Linked DNA regions of Homo sapiens: region 1 is linked to region 2. A link is an interaction called in ENCODE POLR2A ChIA-PET data of the cell type or tissue named here. Cell type or tissue: PC-3. All regions are shown on one strand. Each heading gives the region's core, and the rest is flanking DNA. Links, peaks and the distances in the headings are about the cores only.

What was found. ChIA-PET counts read pairs that join two places held together with the same protein. Peaks named below come from ENCODE experiments on the same cell type or tissue, not always from the same donor. Only the 100,000 strongest peaks of a DNase experiment are listed, where the experiment ranks them.
Region 1: POLR2A ChIA-PET joins it to region 2 with 6 read pairs; 2 of 35 experiments call an interaction of 5 or more read pairs at or near these places.

Annotation. Positions count from the first base shown.
Region 1 is chr5:99,642,619-99,647,331 of GRCh38, reverse strand. No RefSeq gene overlaps it. Among named protein-coding and RNA genes, the nearest start is that of LINC02113, 110 kb to the right of the region's middle. In PC-3, for the core only: no CTCF peak of the experiment used is centred there; DNase peaks (open chromatin) are centred at 1,091 and 2,311; H3K4me3 peaks cover 478 bases; H3K27ac peaks cover 1,221 bases.
Region 2 is chr5:100,212,827-100,217,539 of GRCh38, reverse strand. No RefSeq gene overlaps it. Among named protein-coding and RNA genes, the nearest start is that of FAM174A-DT, 320 kb to the left of the region's middle. In PC-3, for the core only: no CTCF peak of the experiment used is centred there; no DNase peak of the experiment used is centred there.

The sequences.
Region 1 (4,713 bases), core at 464-4,463, 570 kb after region 2:
AGGTTGTTGTACATATCAATAGTTTGTTCTTGATTACTGCTGAATAGTGTTCCACATATGTATGTACATCCACATATGTATGTACCATAACTGTTTTACTATTCACCTGTTGAAAGACATCTAGTTATTTCAAATTTTTGGCTATTAGTAATAAGGCTGGCTGTTAAGAATGTTCATGTAAAAAGTTATTTTTGTGTGTGCGAACATCAGCTTTCATTTCTCTGGAGTAAATGGCAAGTAGTGCAATTGCTGGGTTTTTATTGTAATTACAGTTTTAGTTTTAAAATTAATTTCCAAAGTATTTTCTCAAGTGGCTATGCTATTTTATATTCTCACAGGTATGTAGTAATGATGTAGTTTCACTATTTTCTCTCACAATTTGGTATTTTCATGATTTTTTTTTAATTTTAGCCATTAGACAGATACAGAGTGATGCCTAATTATGGTTTTAATTTGTATTTCCCTAATAGCTAGTGGTATTGAATGTCTTTTCATGTGTTTATACGAAATCTATATATCTTCACTGATGAAATGTCTATCCATACTATTTGCTCACTTTTTAATTGGATTATTTTAAACATTCTACCTGTATAAAGATTTTCCTGTTTTTCGATTTTAATTTGATTCCTTTATGTTCAGAGAACCCCTTCTGTATGATTTCAATTATTTTAAATTTGTTAAGGTGTGTTTTTAAATGTATAAAATAATTACCTAATCTATTTGCAATTTCATAAAAAAATTAAAAGATTGTTTTTATTCTTTTTTATTTTATTTCATTTTATTTTTTTTTTTGAGACAAGGTCTCACTTGTTCGCCCAGGCTGGAGTGCAGTGGTGTGATCTCGGCTCACTGCAACTCCACACTGCCCCCCTACCATGAATGATCCTCCCATCTCAGCCCGTGAGCAGCTGAACTACAGGCATGCCCTACCATGCCTGACTAATTTTTGTATTTTCAGTAGAGAAGGGGTTTTGCCATGTTGCCCAGCTTAGCCCGAACTGCTGGGCTCAAGCAATTCACCCACCTCAGTCTCCCAAAGTGCTGGTATTACAGGCGTGAGCCACCACACCCAGCCACAATTTTTTAGTGAACACAAAATTGTTTGAAATGATACATTAAAAGTTGATGACTCACATATTAAATATCTCCTCCAGGGACTGAGGCTAACAGCAATTTATAGCTCACTGAATATTACCCTTGTGGCATTTAGTGTTTAAAGATATTCTGTCTATTAATTTAATTATTCTATATGCAGTGACTTGGACATTAGAAAGTATGAATTCACAAAATCATCATCAACTTAATATTTATGACAATGGAGATCACAAAAATTTTCCCAATAGTACGTTAATTTTAGCCACTGAAAATGACAACTCTAGAAAATAAATCTATCCATTTGTACATTTTAGATACACTTGTAAGAATCAACATAATTAAAACCAATTGCACAATGCAAACCTTAAAACCAGAAGTGTAGGGTATGATACACAGGACCAAATTTTAATGATATAATCTGTTCATTCCTTCAATTCTGTCACTTTAATTTTTCTTAAGGGTTTTAGATAGATGGCATACCACTTTTCTCTGATGTGCTCTATAATCCTTATCATTCTCTCAAATACGAAGCTTACTACCTTCTCATGATTTACACACTTAGCCTTTTGGAAGATGAGCGCCATTGAAGTGATTTGTTGGTTTCTTGATTGATTTTGTAATGCTAAACTACTTCGTAGTTGCTGTCCTAAGTCAGAATATCTACACTTCCCATTAAGCTCTTGAATCAAAAGGATTAATGTGATAGTAGAAAGAGACATATTCCAAAGCAGAAATAAATCTAACTAGAAATCTCCCCAAAGCAAAGGACAAGTACTTACATTGAATAAACTAAGCAAATTATAAAAAATAATATTATCTCCTTATAAAAAAGGCAGAAAAGGAAGCACAACAGTTAATCTTATAAAACTGTGCAAATATGTGTTTATGGTATATTACTAAGTTTATTCATAAATATGTAATACAAGTCAATCTTGAGTAAATAAGAAAATAATTTATAAAGATTCCTTCTCCTTGTTTCAGTTGGGACAAAGCTGAAAGACCATCTCACCTTCATATTTCATGATGTCAACTGAAGGCTGTTGAAACTGCATTAAAATTATTTTTTCTTCTCAATCCTGCTTTTATCTCTCCCTTACATGTGTTGTTACTTCCCAACAGACTTACTGCCCACAAACCTGCATCTCAAAGTTTGTATCTTGGGAAAGAAGACCTAAGATTAGTCAATGCCAGTAAAGCTGAAAGAAAGCTGACTCCAAAATAAACATTTCGTGTTTGATCAACCTGTCAACCAGATGGCAATGGGGAGCCCTTTATAAGTTTGTAAGAGACATACACATGCACACTACTGAGTTAAGTGTCAGCAGAATAATGATTTTGGAATATATGTAATAAAGATAACAATTAAAAACTACATATGGATAAGGTATTGGGAGGAAATATAAAATATTGGTTCTGTCATTTGATAGAAATATAATTTTTCATCTTTATACTAATTTATTATTCATTATTTTAATGAAATGATACATAAACTAAATTAATAAATTAAACCAGCTATTGAATTCAAACTTAATTATATTCTCAAATTCATTATTATTATCCCTAATTTTAGCATGCAACGGATTTCAGTCAACCCCCATAGAACATCACACACCTGTAAGTTAATCTCTGGAAAATCTTCTTTAATTTTAGTAAGCTCTAAACTGAACCTTTAATGCCACAGTTCTGGATTTTATATGATTCTTTTACATACATTCATATTTGACAATCCTGTTTTATGTCCCATCATGAAGAATTGTGACGATATAAGAAAGCTATTTCACCTACTCTCTAATTTAAATGAGTGACACCCTTAATGTCTTTCCTACGCATTTCCACTAGCCATTGTAACATTTTTGTCTGTGACACAATCATTGGCTTAATAGAACAATTACCCATCAATTATCTTCTTCCATACTCTTCTCTCCATATCACCCTAGTCCTCTTATAGCATATAATTAAATTTGCTGCATTAAATATTATCAACAACCTCTTTTTTTTTTTTTTTTTTTTGACGGTGTCTCGCTCTGTCGCCCAGACTGGAGTGCAGTGGTGCGATCTCGGCTCACTGCAAGCTCCGCCTCCCGGGTTCACGCCATTCTCCTGCCTCACCTCCCCAGTAGCTGGGACTACAGGTGCCCACCACCACGCCAGGCTAATTTATTTGTATTTTTAGTAGAGACGGGGTTTCACCATGTTAGCCAGGCTGGTCTGGATCTCCTGACCTCGTGATCCGCCCGCCTCGGCCTCCCAAAGTGCTGGGATTACAGGCGTGAGCCACCGCGCCGGCCATCAACAACCTCTTAATTGCCAAAAGTAGCATCTTCTTTTCTGCCTTTGGATTACCTAATAGAGTACTTCACCCTTGACTGTCCTTCATGGTTGAACTGCGTTGTTGTTGGTTTTTCTTTTGTTGCTGTTGTTGTTGTTCCGTAGGGATTTTGTTTGTTTTGCCTTGTTATTTAACAGCCTTCTCCATGCTGTCTTCTAAAAAAATCACACCCAACTCTCATACCCAGTCATATTTAATTATACCTTTAAATGCTTTCTAATATGTCATCTCCCTTTCATTCTCATTACCAGTGCTCTAGATAACTATACTTATCATTTTCCCACAGGCTGATTCAATGTTCGTATTTATTTCCTTATTTACTTTGAGATCTTGCTCTGTCGCCCAGGCTGGCGCGCAGTGGTGCGATCTCGGCTCACTGCAAGCTCCGCCTCCCGGGTTCAAGCGATTCTCCTGCCTCAGCCTCCCGAGTATCTGGGACTGCAGGCGCATGCCACCACGCCCAGTTAATTTTTTGTATTTTTAGTAGAGATGGGGTTTCACCGTGTTAACCAGGATGGTCTTGATCTCCTGACCTCTTGATCCGCCCGCCATGGCCTCCCAAAGTGCTGAGATTACAGGCGTTAGCCACTGCGCCAGGCCCAATTTTTAAAAGTATACTTATTTTCCATCCAGCCCTCAACCCACCCAATCATTTACACCTGCAGCTGCTGGATTAACATTTCAAAATCACAGTTCTGTTCATATCAGACACTTCTTCAAATCATTCACTGGCTTACTTCTGGAATTTGTAGTTCTTTACTGTGTGCCTTCAATTTATTTTTCCAATCCCCTAATATATAATTATATTCAGATGTTGCTGTCTACTTCTTGTTTCCAGAATATTTCAGATATTAACATGAATTTGCTCCAGTTCTTCAAAATCTGAACTGGCATCTCCCTCCTCTGGGTGAACTTCTCAAAGGTTTTTTTGTTGTTGTTGTTTTTTTAAACATTATTTCCCTTATCGTGTTTTTCTTGATTCTCTCTGCATGCTCATTACGTACATGAATCATTTTTGCCCATTCCCACTAGGAACTTTGCAATTCCTAATCTCCTTGCCTGGAGTGATACTCGCCAAGTAAGTTCATGATTGGATTTTGGGGCTATTTAGGTCTTGACTCATGTCATTCTGTCACAGATGTTTTCCTTGATGTAAACTAGTATAATCTACACAACATTTCTCAGTGTCTAAAATTATCTCTTTGTTGTATGCATTCACTTTTTTTTTCACTGTCTACTCCCTATAAGCTAGATAGGAACAGAAGTCTTGTTTTAAATTCTTTTGGGGG
Region 2 (4,713 bases), core at 449-4,448:
AAATTCTACAAAATTTTATAGAAGGATGGGAGTACTTAAGGGAAGAGTATGTCTTGGTCTTTTTGAGTTGCTCTAACAAATTACAATATAGCAGGTGGTTTATAAATAATAGAAATTTATTTCTCACAGATCTGGATGCTAGTTAAGTCCTAGGCAAATCATTGACAGATATCTCATGAGAGCCTGATTATGATTTATAAACTGTCATCCTTTGGCTGTGTCCTCATGTGCTGAAAGTGTCAAGGAAGCTCTCTGGGGTTTCTTCTATAAAGGAACTAATCCCACTCATGATTGCCCCATTCATATGATCTAATCACTCCCAAAGGTCCCACCTCCAAATACCATCACATTGAGTAGTATGTTTCAACATATAAATTTGGGGGACACAAACATTTATTCTATACTGTTCCACCCATGGCCTCCCTAAATCCAGGTCCTTCTCACATGCAAACTATATTCATGCCATCTCAACAGCCCCAAAAGTCTTAACTCATTGCAGCATCAAATCTGAAGTCTAAAGTTCAACAACTCATTCAAATATCATCTAAATAAGATATTGGTGAGAGTAGAGGGATAGAAGGGATAGGAGAGACATTCTCATTCCAACAGGAAGAAATAGAAAAACATATAGAGGTAACAGATCCCAAGCAAGTCCAGAGTATGGGACAAACTCCGTGAGTTCTTACAGCTCAAGAATAATCCTCTTTGGCTTGATGGTCTGCCCTCCAGGCCTATCAGGGTGGTGATTTCACAACCCCCGCCACCCCTGGCTCACTGGGAAGGTCCACAGTGGTTTTCTTTCTTTTTTCTGAAACAGGGTCTTGCTCTGTCACCTATACTGGAGAGCAGTGGCATGATCTTGGCTCACTGCAACTTCCACCTCCAAGGGTCAAGTGATTCTTGTGCCTCAGCATCCCAAGCAGCTGGGACTACAGGTGTGCACCACCGTGCCTGGCTAATTTTTGTATTTTTAGTAGAGATGGGGTTTTGTCATGTTGGCCAGCCTGGTCTCAAATTCCTGGCCCCAAGTTGTCTTCCTGCTTCAGCCTCCCAAAGAGCTGGGATTACAGGCACGAGCCACAGAGGCTGGCCCCCACATTGGCTTTTTGCCTGGGCCCCACAGTTTTGTCAGTCAGGGATAGGTCCCCTAAAGCTCTGGATGACCCTGCTCCCACTTTTCTGGGAAGAGGCCATCTGGCCTGTTGAAATTGACATAATGGTTCTCACTTTTGGAAATAAAGGAACAGGCCTGATAATCTCTGAATCACCTTTGGAGTCATTCTACTTTTGTCTTGAAAAATAATAACTGGCTTCTGTTGAGATGGATGATTAGACTTGTGGTTCACACCATACTAATTACATTATCAAATCAGTCTTGGCCACACCCTCACTGTTCTCTTTGTAATGTTCTTTCTCATTTTTGGAATATGGATAGACTGAGAATTACCCAAATCTTCAGGTTTGATTTCCTTTTAGCATAACAATTTTATCTGTAAGTCATTTCTTTCTTCTCACATTTTACTACCAAACATCAGGAAGAGCCAAGCTGCACCTTTAACACTGTCCTTAGAAATAACATAAGCTAAATATCCAGTTTTATTCTACCTTCCATAAAACACTAGAACACAAACATATTATAATTCAGCCAAGTTCTTTGTCACTATATAACAAAAATAGCATTTTCTCCTATTTCCAATAAAATGTTTATCATTTTTGCCTGAGATCTCCTCATAATGGCCTTTACCATCCATATTACTCTCAACAGTCTGTTCATGATTCATTCAGCATTCTCTAAGAAGGTTGATGCTTTCTCTAGAGCTCCTGCGTTTTTTTCTGAGCCCTCACCAAAATTACCGTACTGATCCCATGCATAACAATGTAGGCTTTTTCTAGCATGTTCCTCAAAACTTGTCTAGCCTCTACTCAGTATTCAGCTCCATAGCCACTTCCATGTTTTTAGGCGTTTGTGAGAGCAGCACTCTTACTTCTTGGTACCAATTTTCAGCTTTAGTTCATAACAAATTACCATAGACTGGGTGGCTTATAAATAACAGACATTTCTCATAGTTCTAGAGGGCATCAAGTTCTATATCAAAGTGCAGTCAGGTTCAGTATCTGGTGAGGGCTTACTTCCAGGTTCATAGACTGTCATCTTGTGCTTTAATTACTTAGTGAGCTCCCCAAGGCCCCACTTCCAAATACCATCATATTGGGGATTAGGTTTCAACATAGGAATGGGATATAAACATTTAGTCGATAACAGAGAAAAAGTTGCAGGTTGTGACAGCTGATTCCAGAAGAGGACTCTGGCCCGCAGAGGTGAGGTTAAATAATTGAAACATATATTGAGGAATATGAGGGCAATGTAGTTAAGATATGATAGTTACAAATTTTGCACAGAAGCAAAATATACTATTAAGTAATCATATATTACAATTCGTTACAGACCTTCAATGAACAGAAAGCGTGTGTCACCTTATTGTCAACTTCATTCATGAATTCACTAATTGATCTTCCCTGTTTGCCAGTAACTAATTCAGGGTTAGCTTATAATTAACAAATTTAGGGCCGGGTGCGGTGGCTTAGGCCTGTAATCCCAGCACTTTGGGAGGCTGAGGCGGGTGGATCACCTGAGGTCAGGAGTTTGAGACCAGCCTGGCCAACATGAAGAAACCCCATCTCTACTAAAAATGCAAAAATTAGCCAGGTGTGGTGGTGGGTGCCTGTAATCTTAGCTACTCAGGAGGCTAAGGCAGGAGAATCGCTTGACCCTGGGAGGTGGAGGTTGCAGTGAGCCAAGATCGCGCCATTGCACTCCAGCCTGGGCAACAAGAGCAAAACTCCATCTCAAAAAAAAAAAAAAAAAAGAAAAGAAAAAAGAAAGAAAAATTAACAAATTTAGAACTCTGAGCTTCTGAAAATCATCCTTGCTCCATGATGCATTTTATTTATCTAAATTCATAATTTTATTATTTCTAATAGATACAATTTCTCAGAGGAAAGAAAAAGACAAGTAGTTGATTTATTTTCCTTTGTTATTTATAATACATTGAAATCAATGTAAGAGCTGAGGTACTTTATACAATAAATCATTAAAATGAAGCTAAAAGAGGAAGATTCATATTAAATCAAGGATATACTTGTGCCAAAAAAATATAGACAGAGGCTAAAAGCAGCAATTGAGTACCAAGGTTGACTTTAAGCTTTTTAGAAACCAAGATAAAATGAATTTTTTTTTCTATTATGTAGACATTATTGTCTAAGAAAAGGCACAACTCTAGACTATTAGAATAAAGATTTTATAAATGTAAACTGTAAAAAATATTTAGAGAAATTGCAAAAGTCTGTTAAAATGTGATAAAATTTATAATTATAATAAAATTTAAAGCGTAAAATAAAACTAAATGCATTTCTCAATTTGAGAAAGATTAATAGTATATATACTAACATATTAAAATATACAACATACTATTCTGGGTTTCTAATGACACCCGATATTAATCATTTTTAAAAAATAAATCATGAACACTAAACTCAATAAGGATGTTTTTTTAAAAAAACTATTGAATTGCATTATGTCTAGAAACTTAATGAGAAATGATTTATTACATTTTCATAAGCCATCTTATCACTTTGCTGACATATGGTGATTTATATGAAAATAAATATACATTTTAAAAATATAAAAGCCAAGTTAAAACTAAACATAAGTATAAAACAAAATCTTCATTAGTCTTTAATTTTGATTTTCTTAGCTATTTTTTCAAGAAATTTTTACTGAGACTCTACCTTGTTTTGCGGACTATAGGAAACATCAGTCATATCAATACATTTATGACATCATACTTGTACAATCCAGTTTTGATTCAAATGCTCTGATTTTTTAACACAGATGAGAAAAACCAATTGAATACTTTGAACATACATAATCTTGAAAATAAGACCCTCTTCTGTTGGATGCAATAGTAAAATACCAAAGCTTATTATGGTTCTCTCATTCCCTTTCTATATCCTTCACTTCCAGAAACTGAGTATTTCCTATAGGAAGGAGTTCCTCACAGTGGTAATCTCGTCACCACACCACACAGGAATAATTGGATGCCCTGGATTAAGCCCTCTTGGACTCATAACTGACTATCAGTATATTGCTATGCTCCCAGGGTTTTCAGAACCAGGGAAGTATGGAAACTTTGGGTGGATTTGTTGTCAGTAGAAATACTGGGTTCTTACTTGTGATGGCCCTGCCCACTAGACTAAGGCTGTGTTCCTTCACATCCAAGTTGCATAAAAGTGAGTCACCAATAATTTCTTCATTAATACTGAGTTCAGAGATGGGGCCAGGTGTTAGGAACATCTTGTTCCCTAGCTCTTCAGGTTATATCCCTCTACTGCCATTCTAGTCTTGCTGTGCATCCTGATGATTGCACGTACCTTGATGTTTAAGTGCAACCAGTGGTCTCTATTATTATGAGATCCTTATCAGCTTCATTGCTCCCAGGGAACCCATTCCTGAAACAGCATCTCCACCACTGAACCTGACCTACAAAAGACAGTTACCCTTGTGGTTTGCTATGATGTTGGCATTGCTGTGTTTTGTAATTCTTTTTGTGGAATAGTCAGATAGGTGTGATCAAAAGAGGAGACAGAGGAGAGGCTCAGGAAAAAAACAAAGTTTATTATACTCCCAGATCCTAGAGACAGAAGACAAAGCAT